Linked DNA regions of Mus musculus: regions 2 and 3 are each linked to region 1. The links are chromatin loops, found by intact Hi-C in ENCODE. Cell type or tissue: gastrocnemius. All regions are shown on one strand.

The links. A loop is a pair of places that touch in the nucleus more often than their neighbours do. Peaks named below come from ENCODE experiments on the same cell type or tissue, not always from the same donor. Only the 100,000 strongest peaks of a DNase experiment are listed, where the experiment ranks them.
Region 2: a loop joins it to region 1, with 7 times the contacts of the local background. A loop is called at or near these places in 35 of 42 quality-filtered maps.
Region 3: a loop joins it to region 1, with 2.8 times the contacts of the local background. A loop is called at or near these places in 3 of 42 quality-filtered maps.

Annotation. Positions count from the first base shown.
Region 1 is chr13:104,282,803-104,286,802 of GRCm38, reverse strand. It overlaps a transcript of Adamts6 not described here. Among named protein-coding and RNA genes, the nearest start is that of Adamts6, 3.0 kb to the left of the region's middle. In gastrocnemius, a CTCF peak has its summit at 1,712 (motif pointing left); DNase peaks (open chromatin) are centred at 607, 953 and 1,500; H3K4me3 peaks cover 1,711 bases; H3K27ac peaks cover 1,713 bases.
Region 2 is chr13:104,787,404-104,791,403 of GRCm38, reverse strand. All of the region lies in intron 10 of Cwc27 (CWC27 spliceosome-associated protein), which reads left to right. Among named protein-coding and RNA genes, the nearest start is that of Cwc27, 28 kb to the left of the region's middle. In gastrocnemius, a CTCF peak has its summit at 1,512 (motif pointing right); a DNase peak (open chromatin) is centred at 1,524.
Region 3 is chr13:104,226,617-104,230,616 of GRCm38, reverse strand. It overlaps Ppwd1 (peptidylprolyl isomerase domain and WD repeat containing 1), which reads left to right and starts at 1,773. Exons shown (of 11, transcript NM_172807.4): 1 at 1,773-2,011. The coding sequence starts at 1,816. It overlaps Cenpk (centromere protein K), which reads right to left and starts at 1,651. Exons shown (of 10, transcript NM_001377093.1): 1 at 1,615-1,651. In gastrocnemius, no CTCF peak of the experiment used is centred here; a DNase peak (open chromatin) is centred at 1,726; H3K4me3 peaks cover 2,236 bases; H3K27ac peaks cover 1,217 bases.

The sequences.
Region 1 (4,000 bases):
ACAGTTTCTTGGAAAAAGGAAAGGCACGGGGTAGGGGGTGGGGGATGGGGTGGGTAGACTAATGTCACTGTTAGAATTTTTGGTGTCATTCTCTGACTTTTGTTTGTTTGTTTTATTTTAATTTCTGCAGTAAATATTTAAAAGTTATTCATAAATTTTGTCATGTAAGGAGTCAGATCAGTAGAGCAAAATTTCAAGACTTAAAGACATGAACAAAACGCCTGTGTGTTGAATATATACTTCAACAAGTGAAAATACCACCAAAAGAATAAAAAGGAAACGAAATTGAGACCTGCACATTTTCCATGTGATTATCGACTTCAGGTTATGTGGACCTATAAAAGGAAAAGGGGGTGGGGAGTATTGCATTATTTCCAGATGAGAGACTAGATGGTGTTTTAAACTGCACCAGGGAAAGCCACAAGTGAGGGGGCGGGGGGGGGGGGTGTTTTAGTTGTTTTTGTTTGTTTGTTTGTTTGTTTGTTTTTGCTTGTTTGTAGTAGATTGAAAGAAACTTCAATGATTGCTCAAAAGAAAATAAAGCCTAAGTCAGCCCCCTAAAAAGGTTGGGGGTGGGGGCCGCAGCGACAACACGGGAGCCCTGCTGAGATCTCAAGATAAACAAACAAAACATTTAGAACCGGTTCTTCTTGCTTTCCAATCCCACCTCCCCCTCCACATCAGCTGCCAGTTCAGCCTTTAAAGATAAAATACCACCCCGACATAGCACTTTCACTTTCATTTACCAGGAAAAAGCCCCTGGCATTAAACCATAGAGAAAAAATATGCCCACTGCACTTTCCAAGTCCTAAGCAAGCAAACAATGTCTGGCGAAAGTATCGGAAACAGGAAGAAAATCGAAAATAGCTCAGGACAAATATTGCCTTTCAGCTGTGTAATCTGCCGCATCATTTATCTGTCTGTATTGTGGAGTGCGGGGTTGGGAATTGTTTAAGGGTTGCCAAGGTTGGGGGAGGGGAAATTGAGCCTTGAAATTCCAGTCTTTAATTAACACCCAGTCAATTTCCTATGGTCAGAACCAGAAAATGAAATTGGACCTGAGGGATGTAAATAAGGAGGAGGCACGTTCTAAATACCAGTTCTTAAATTTCTAACTTCTGTTAACGTTGTTGTCCATTTGATATTTTTTCCCTTCCGTTCTGGAAAACCTTGAATGGCTTAAAAAGGCATAGGTGGGAACCTGGAAGGATACAATTACTTCAATGATTCTTAAAGGGTTGGAAGGCCATAACATTGGTCCAGGGGCTAGTAGCTCTCATCTTGACCTTGATCTTCACTATCTGGCTCAGTGCATAGCAAAAGTGGAAATGTGTTCTGTGGTTGGTACTGACAGTTTTAAATAAAGATTCATTGAGGTGTGTGTGTGTGTAATAGAGATTGCTAGACCTCATAACACACTAGTAAACACCAAAAAAATAAATGTGGCACAGAGCTACCTAGCTGTCTTTGCATAAAATCATCCATTAAGTAGATGAGACTCAACTTTCTTTAATGTTACAAACACTGGCTGAAGAAGGATATAGCCAGCACAGAAAAGCTAAGTAAAGGGGTCGCCACCAAGCACCTAGATGACCTAGGAGAAAAGCTTTTTTCTCTGTTAATTGGCCCTAGGAAGTAGCTGCATCCTAAAGCACGGTTTTTTCAGGGAGAAGTAGACTTTGGCTAATTACTTATTCAAAGAGTGCCATCCTGTGTCTAAACAGAGTAATGAAACTTTTCTAATTTTCCTTGCCTCTACCAAATGCTGAAAGTAACAGTAGTTATACAAAAAAAAGTCAAGTCCTCGGTGCTATGTTCTATCCAAAAGCATTTTATGATGTAAATGTTTCCCTTTTTATTATTTATATTTTTAAGTAATAAATGATACATATTTATAGTATGTAAACCGACAGCCATATATACATGGTGGAATGGCTAAAAAGAGCCACTTAAGGTTAAGGTTTGGTTCTGTGATAGAATGTTTGCCTAATATATAAAGCTCTGGATTTGTTCCTCAGGACAGCAAAAATAACAAAATTTAAAAGGCAAATCAAGATATTTATGTATTAATGTACATACTTAAGTTTCTTTATTGCTAAAACACTACAAACTATTCACTTAGGAATTTTCAAGTATATAATACATTATTATTATTATAACCAGGTCTCTTGAACTTATTAATTCTAACTGAAACTTTGCATATTTTGGCCACAGTTTCTTCAACCCTCATGCCCCGAAATCTCTTTAATGTGTAGGTCCTACCTCATTTCTCGTTCCTGTTCTAATGTCTTGTCATCTTTTAAAAAAGATTTACTTTTAATCACGTGTCTGCACATGGATATATATACTTGAGTGCAAGTCCTCAAAGAGGCCAACCTGTTGGGACGCCCTGGAACTGCAGATGCAGGTGGCTGTGAGCTTCTCAGATGAGTGCTGGGGTCCAAACTCAGCTTCTCTGCAAGAGAAGGATGTGCACTTAGCTACGAGCCAGCTCCCCAGCCCCTTGCTACTGCAGTATTAATATTCCGCACTTCTGTTAGCATGTAAATATTTTACAACAACTACTTCCTACTGTTTTAATCGCAATGAATGAGGGCTGGAGATGTGACTCATTAGTAGGACACTAAACCAACATGTATGAAGCAGTGGATTGAATCCTGAACACTAAAAGAAAGGGGAAAATCAATTTTGAATGAATTTCAGTTACAGTAGAAATTCTTCAAAAAAATATTATAATAACCAGTATTTCTTTCAAAAGTTTTCCTTCCAGCCTTTTCTTTCTTTCTTCATTTCATTAAAAGATCCTCTAGCTACACTCTCAAAAAATAAAACTTTTCAAGTGGTCTTTAAAAATATAATAAACTTAAGTGAACAAAACACATTCAGGAAACCAATGGGAGAATAATAGAAATTACATAAGGGGGCTGGCAAATGGCTCAGAGGTGGAGCACTTATCTAGCATGTAAGTTTGATCCTATCACTAAAAGAGGGGGGGGGGATATAAGTATAAGTATAAGTATATGTATATATGTATTTTTTAAAAAGGAGTAAAGAGACAAAAGTCTGAGAGATACTTTAAATTTCTTAATATATATAAGTTAAAATTAAAATTTTAGGCTAAAGGATAAGGTATTTCATAAAATTAAACTGTAGGTATATTCAGCAAATGTGATTAAAAACTCTGATACAAGCGGGCGTGATGGCGCACTCCTTTAATCCCAGCACTCGGGAGACAGAGGCAGGCAGATTTCTGAGTTCGGCTACACAGAGAAACCCTGTCTCGAAAAAAAATAAAAAAATAAAAAATAAAAACTCTGATGCTATGCTTGTAAAATTGAAGAGGGGGATTATCAAGATAACATATTATTAATTCTTCCTCTGAGACATTAAAGCAAAATTCAATATTTTAAAATTCAATTTGAAATCCAGCTTGTTGATTCATACCTACAAACCTAGTAGTCAGGAGAATAGAGCAGAAATATTGCCATAAATTGGAAGAATGCCTGGACAACATAGAGCAACACTGTCTCAAAAAATAAAATAAAAGCTGGAGAACATGATATAGTTGGTGACATGGATAAATCCCCAACATACATGAAGCAGGTGTGGTGGTACATGTCTATAATAGCAGCACTTGGAAAGCAGAGGCAGGAAGATCAGGAGTGCAAAGTCAGCCTGGGTAATACAGTGAGTCTGTGGCAAGCCTAGGCTAGAGACCCTGCCTAAAAATAAATTAATTAAAATTAAAAACCAACTCTATACTTTCTGTTTTTAAAATGTGTGTGTGAGTAGACATAGGCATGCTATATTACACATGTAGAGGCTAGAGGACAACCTCTGGTACTGTAACTTTCCTTCCACCTTCCTTGAGGCAGTATCTTTTCTCTACTGTATTCACCAGGCTAGCAAGCAAGCTTCCAGGGATTCTCCTATCTCTTCCTCCCATCTTGCCTTAAATATGCTGGTTAGAGATATGGACGACTACATACATCCATCTTAA
Region 2 (4,000 bases), 500 kb before region 1:
TGAATTTTCTATAAGAACTAATTAAGGCATAGTTTTAATGCACTTCTCATAAGTGACTAAAAATGGTTTGCTTCATATGAAAAAACATTGCATTTTTCAATATTGTGTTCATCCTTACCATAAAGGGTTGTCTTTCAAAAATTGTCATTTGTGTGTGGTCATGCTGTGCAGACGTGACATGAGTGGATAGTGTAGGCATATGACCTTGACCATAAGGATGCTGGGAGCACTGAGATGTTAGTAGGTGAGGAATGAATTGATTATAGTTAATAAGGAGACTGATTGATAGGTGGTAATCTGTGGCAGCTTAAAAAAAAAAAACTGATGAAAGTTCTAATTAAGAAAGCAATTCCTAGGCTGGAGAGATGACTAAGCGGTTAAGAGCACTGACTACTCTCCCAAAGGTCCTGAGTTCAATTCCTAGCAACTACCTGGTGGCTCACAACCATCTGTAATAGGATCTGATGCTCTCTTCTGGTGTGTCTGAAGACAGCTACAATGTACTCATATAAATAAAATAAATAAATCTTAAAAAAAAAAGCAATTCCTATTGGTCATGGTTTGTAGAAGCTATAGTCAAAGAGCAGAGTGCTAACCAATTTGGTTTGTACTGATTTCATCATAGAGTCTACGTTACCTCCCCAAAAGCTTAGTCAGCACACAACATCATACTGGGGTGTGGACATGCAGCATCGCACAGTGGAAGGCCACTCACACTTGGTGAGGAGAGAGAAGACTGATGGACATTTGTCATTGTCTGAGCATGGGAGGTGGTGGCTGCCTTAACAGGTTCTGTCACTCCTAAAGGGAGCCTTCCATAAGGGTGAAGTGTGAATCCAGAGCACGTCCCTTCTGTCACTGGAAACTTAGTGCGTTACAAGTTTACTTTTGACACATTGTAACATACATTAAATTCTAAACTATTATGTTTATGAGTACTTTGTACATTCGCAGTATTAGGGGAAAACCCCTTTTTTAAAAGTACTTGTAAGCCTGCTAAGGAAAGTGAATTTAGGACAATTAATTCTCTAAAAGTGGTTATAGATTTTAGTAAGGATGTCACATGGTAGAAGGAAAAAACTGATGCCCGTAAGTTGTCTTCTGACTTCTGTATTTTAGAGGTCCTTTTAAATAAGTACATTTTAAATAGATATGTTTATTTTTAAGTTTCGAGTGAATATAAACATTGTGGATATTAATTGATTTTTGTCTTTTAAGTAAAGTAATTGGTAAATATTCTTAGAAAATATGAAGCAAACATTTATTTCTAACCACTTCTGTATTCACTCAAAGGTTTATTGTCCATATCCTTCACTCCTCTCTCAGAAGAGGGTCTATGACTAAATAAGCTAACCAGAATTTTATAGGCTCATAGAAAGCATAAACTCTCATTTCTTCTCATGTGTACCCACGGCTGGATAAAAGTTTAAAATGTCTATTTCCTCTCCTGTCAACCCACGGCTGTGGATTATCTCTGGAAATTTAGCCTAAAGCTTAATGTAATGAGTTGTGTTCACCTGTAGGTGGCACTCAGAGGCTACAATTTAGTCATGCTTCCTATTTCTAGCATCTGTGTACTGATTCAAAATAAACACTAATGTCAGATGGAACAAGTAGACTAGTCAAATATCATTTGTTATGATGGTTGCAGTCACTAGGAAATTACTGCCTTTTATTGTGTAATTTCTGCTATGCAGTAATAGTACCAAGTAGTAAGACACAAATATTAAAGTTGAGGAATTAAACTTTAAATTATGGAAAATATAAACATATTAACATAAAGTCAAAAGTGATACCTTCATAACTCCTGAAGGTTGGATAGAAAATAAGCTGTCACTAAATTCAGTCCCTTTCATATTCCTTGGTTGAGTTTATAATGTTTGACTAGGATGTCTCATAGAAATTTGAATTATTTCCCCTGTAGGAATTCTAGACCTCTCACAAAAACATTCTAAGTCTCAGACTTACAGATTGTGTGAGTCTTATCATATATGTTCTACTTTTGATTGATAATCACACGTAGGAAGTGTAAGTTTTACATGGTACATAAATTTTGTTTTATTAGCAATTTTTTAAAAAGTAGCCTGGTAATTACATTTCAAAAAAAATAAAGATAACACATTTTTAAAATGACAGTATAATTTGTTTTTGTTTTTGTTTTTGTTTTTGTTTTGTTTTGTTTTGTTTTGTTTTGAGACAGGGTTTCTCTGTGTAGCCCTGGCTGTCCTGGAGCTCACTTTGTAGACCGGGCTTGCCTCGAACTCAGAAATCCACCTGCCTCTGCTTCCCGAGTGCTGGGATTAAAGGCTTGCGTCACCACCGCCCAGCTGACAGTATAATTTTTAAAGCATAGTAAAATTTAAAAATTTAAAAGCTCAACTCACATGTGCAGTTTGGCCCCCAAAGTGTGGCCTCCAAATGTCTCCCCCATGTCATCAAGACCTTAGAGGCCGAGATGGAGCTGAGCAGTCGGAGGTGCTGCCTCCTTTACACCGGTGCTGTGGACTGAAGCAGGCAGTAAAAAGAGGGAAAGAGACAAATGCATAGCTTAAATTCTCAATAATTAGTCTACATATAAGACTTGCAATTATTTCTTTGGTCTGAAGTAATAGAGGTCTAAATGTGTTTCCAGCAAACATTTTAGTTGGACAGAAGATAATAAGGTCTAACTCAGTCCTGCTTTTAATACTATCTGCATGCTTTTACTTGAACTCGATGCTGGGTTTTTATGTGTATTTCATAAGTAGCCATTCTATTCTTAACTTTAATTTCAAATATTTGTTCCTCTTACCTCTAGCCACTATGTAAGAGCTATTATGAAACATAAAGATACAGGAGAAGTGCTTTCTATCTGCAGATGTCTAATTGGTGTTGTTTGGATGCATCGCCAAAGTGCAGCAGTATTGAGAGATGGGTTCTTAAAGGAGTGATTGTTAGGGCTTGAGGACCTTGGTGCGATTACTCAAGGGTGGGTTAGGTATCTTGGCAGTGGATACGGATAAAAGAGTTTGCCTGCCTGGTCCTCCCTCACACACTCATGCACATACATCAAGCAAGAAGCTCTTGCGTCTTCTGTCAGTCACCTGACACACACGAAAGGCCCTCACCAGCTACATGCTGCTTCACCTTGGACTTCTCACACTTAAGAACTGACTGTCCAGCTTCAAATATTCTGTTCTTAGCAAACACAAATTGTGAAAGATTAAGAATTGTAGAAAGTAAATATGACGCATTCACATGTGTGCGAAGTGTCATAGGCAGTAAGTGATGTGTATTTTACACAAAAAAATCAAATATCAACTTAGGAAAAGCAAAAGAGGGCCAGAGGTGTGGTCCATGCCTGCAGCCCTGCATTCAAGAGGGCGAGGTTGGAAACTTATGAGTTTGAGGTAGCCTGGGCTACATAGTGACAAATACTATGGTTTTATACATGTCATCTTCATTCTAGTAAGATGAGGCATCTTCTGGAGCCACTATTTAAACACTAGCACTTGTGCATCAAGCTCAGCTCTTCAGATTAATGCTGCTGGTCTCCCCAAGCTGACTAGATGGGTTGTTTTACTGTCTTTATCTGTTATGGTGAAAATTCTGGCATAGTATTGGTTGTAATGTAAACCATATCATACTTTAATATTTCTGGCAAGTTTCCTTTTATTCTGTTTGGGTCTTTATTGCAAGAATTTTGGATATTCCCAATAAAACTGTTCCTTGAGCTGTTTGAAATAATATACTACTTTAAAAAGTGCCAGGTCAGTTCACTGAGAACTGGTTAGTCCATGCAAGGGGTCACCTTCAAACCACACTCTACGCCTTATACCGAACCCAAGCAAATGCTGCAGAAATGTGACAACTCTACTGTCTTTACCATTACTTTCCATATGACAGACAGGAAGCTGTGAAATGCACATTGTGGGAAGAGTGTCCTGTCAAAACAGACAAGAGGCATTTGCATGTCTTTAGAGTATGTTTATTCATATTACCCATGAGAGTTGCAGTCTAT
Region 3 (4,000 bases), 56 kb after region 1:
CACCTGTTGGAGGGAATATTTTCATATAGCCATTATTAAAAAAAAAAAAAGAGTATGGATGTTAGCAAAAATTAGAAACAGAACTACCACAGGATCCAGTAATTCCACTATTAGATATATATCCAAAGGAAACTAGCATGTTAAAAAGATGTTTACAATCTTGTTTACTATAGCACCATTCACAATAGCCCAGATATGTAATCAACTAAGTGTCCACCTAATGAAGAATGGATTTAAATTTTAAAAAGTTCCATTGTAACAGGAGAGTCAGTAGAAAAACAAGAGTGCAAAATTCAGGTAGGTGAGGAGATGTATTGGTAAGAGCTTGTGGAAGGTGTGTTTGAATTACTTCTTCCAACTAAGTGAAATGGAACCTAAGGTGATCCACTGTGAGGAAGTATCAAGGAATTTGAATTTTAAGAGCAGATACAGCCAGGTGGTGTGACCCCTGCCTTTAATCCCAGCACTTGGGAAGCAGAAGCAGAGGCATTCGAATCTCTGTCCTTTCAAGGACAGTCAGGACATAAAAGAAAAATCCTATCTCAGAAGGGGTCAGGGTTCAGAGAAATAGCTTATCACATAAAGGCTATAAGGTTTACAAACAAAATTTTAAGAGGAGAGGGGGAAAGGTTACAGAATGTTGGTTTTTTTTGTTTTTTGTTTTTGTCTTTAAGAAAACTCAAAGAATATAAAGCAACTTTGGATAGTAGCCCACTTTAAATTACTAACTAGTGGCCCAATTAAAACAACAAAAGATAGCATATTAATGAATATAGTCATCCAGGGCAAGGTTACTAGATGGCTGTTGTAAAGATGATAGTGTATCATGAGGTACAGTTAGGTAATTTTAAGGATGTAGAGAGGACCTGTAGTTTACAACATCAGATGTAAATCAGAATAAACACCGCCCCAATGTATTTTTTTACTCATAAGGAATTTTTAAGTCTTAAATTGCTTAACCTGTAAATTACCAACGGAGAAGTGGTACAGGATGCAGCTTTGTTGTTGGAATAGACAGAACACGGTAGCATGCTCCTAGGTTAAAGGTGTCAATAACGCGAAGATGTCAACTCCCCCCAAATTGTCCTCTTTTATCTTAATTAACATCTTAAAGGCGACAAAAACTCTGTCGCACTTGATGAGGAAATTCTAGACCTATACAGAAATATAAAGATCCAGAAATAGCAAAGGCTCATAGACTATATGCTAATCGTCAAACATAGAGCAGGCAGGTGGAGACGCGGGAACGTAACACGCAGGCCCTTCGTGAATTTCTCGCGTCACATACATACACATTCCAAGTCAAAAAGAATATTCTAAATGGGAGGCCACCTTATAAATTACAGTAATTTCAATATATAGTTTAGCTGATAGAAATCTACTTCATTCTTTTTAACAAAAAGTTCCTTCCAACCCCGCCCCTCGGCTTTTTCGGGAAAAAACAGGTAGGTTCTAGAACAGCATTGGCCCGAGAGGCCGAGAAGCGCGAGACCTCCAGTTCGTAAGGCGTAAGCGTCCGATCTAGGGGGTACCTGGGTCCCCCAAACCCGCGAGCTGCCATCCTCCTTGACAGAAAACTGGGGCCTTTGCCAGTCAGAGCCGGTTTCAACTCACTTCAGTCCTCCGGCCTCCTCAGCGCTCTCGTCAACACAGCCAAGCCGCGCTGTTTACGCGCGCTGCTCGCTGATTGGACCAGCTGCGCCCACCGCAGCCAATCAAAAAGCGCTTCCGGCAGCTGACGGACAAAAGCTGCGCCGCGGCTCGGGGAAACCTAGTTCACTCGGTCGTCGCGTCTCTTCTAACGCCTCGGACGACATGGCGACCGAGAGTGGGAGCGATTCGCAGCTGAGGAGGAGAAGGCGCCGAGACCCAGAGGGATCAGAAAAAACGGAACTGAGCGAGCGAGAACCGGCCCTGGCAGTGGCGGGGAGCGAAGAAAATGATGATGAGAATGAAGAGCGCTGGGTCGGGCCTTTACCGGTGGAGGCAACCCTTGCCAAGAAGAGGAAAGGTAGCAGCGGAGAGCCCGCGAGCAAGCTGGACGGCTACTCCGGCCGAGTGGGAGGGTTGATCTCAAGCACGCCCACGGGCGGGAGTGAGATTGTGGGTTTGTGCACTTAGAACGGACGATCTTCACTGCATTTCCTCCCTAAAGAGTGAATTGGTGTTAGTATGGCGTGTTAAAAAAAAAAAAAAAAAAAGGAACACCGTTGATTCCTGACTGTCAGAGATGATACAAACTAGTGCTTGTCTGTATTTCTGTGTTTGGATGCTTTTTTTGACCTCATAGCTGCTGTGTGAAGTTGGAATTCCTAATATTGATTGAGCAGGTGTGGGAAGGAGCTCTCAGAATCATAAACACTTAAGCTTTCAACCCTGACTCGTCTAGTAATGAATTTTCAAACTCAGGGGAAGTTGCTTAAGCTAGCTGGATATGAAGCCATACTCGAGACAATATAGTAAAGTTTTGCCACTAACGTGAATAATAACAAGATTTTATAATATTAAAGTTTGGTAAAGAGATAATATTTACTGTTTTAAAGACTGTTCTAGGAACTTTTTCATAAATGTCTTAGGGTTGTGTGTGTGTGTGTGTTCGTTCGCTCACGCGTTAATCTCAATTCTGACTGTGGAACTATTTAAAAATCTTTTATTTTCAGAACAAAGCCCAAACACCTTAACATGGATTATGAGGCAGTTTGTCTCTCTTTATTTCCCCAAGCAGGACTCCCAATTCTGTCCATTCTCAAAACCCTACCTTGTCCTTGAGCAAGGGCTCCTCTACGTTCCTGTCCAGATACTGTGAAGTGTCTCTATCTGGAGTCATTTCTCTCCTTTAACCATGCTAGCTTTTTAACAGGTCTAGGTTTTAGGTCAGTGCTTTTTGAACATTGGATAGTGACACCCTTTAGTTAGCTCCTTACTTTTTCTGCCCAATCCTGCTTTTGCCTTCGAGGCACTTACTACTTTTTGTAGTTGTGTGTTTACTCATGTGACTTCCTGAACACTACTAGCCTAATCATGTAAGAACAAGGATCTTGTACTTTCGGCTCCAACACTTCAATACAGTGTTTTGCATACAAGTTTAAATGAATATTTTATAACATTTGTGCTGTTATTATTTCACCTAAATATTACTACAAGAACTGCTTAGGTGGAAAGAATGGAAGGATAATTTAGGAAGGAAAACGAAACAAAATGAAAAAGAAAAACCAAACTTTGAAATGCTGACATAGGAAACAAGTGTCTTATGAACAATAGAGTTGGGACAGGAATAGGTATATCATGTGAAAAATCTTTTCCCTTAGCCAGATTTTTTTTTTAAGCCAACCAATGGAGTTTGAGTTTGAGGGAGGATGACAGGTGCTTAGTGATTTAAAATTTTTGGAAATGTAGGCAAGATTAGACTTTTGTGTGTATATGTTCACAATGATATATGGTTGTTTTATAGTACTTTGAGTTAAGCTATTTTTTAAACATTTATTATTATTATTACTATTATTTTATGTGTAAGGGTGTTTTGCAGGCATGTATACTATGTGGGTGTCAGGTATATTATGTGTTGGTGGGACCAGAGAGGTGGGAACGCTTATACTTAGTACAAGAGTGGAGGGCAGAGGACAATGTCACCTTGTAGAGTTGGTTCTCTACATCCACCTTTGTGTGGATTCCAAAGATTGAACTCAGGTTGCCAGAGGCAAGCATTGTTACTCGGAGCCATCTTGCCTGTCTTAAAATAAACTATTTCCTAAGGAAAATAATTATGTCTTTCTCTTCTTTCTGTGCATGTTCCCTTGAATATATTTAAATGAATTAGTGAACAACAAAAGCAATCTGGAATATAGGAAAATATTCACTACAGAAAATTCCAATAAACAACAGCATTAAAAAGATACTGGAGTACCACTTTTATGAAATAAGCAGCCCAGGATTGGTGTGACTCCAATGTTCCTAGGCACGTCCTGCCCTAAGATGACTGGTATATGGCCCTCATTTTCAT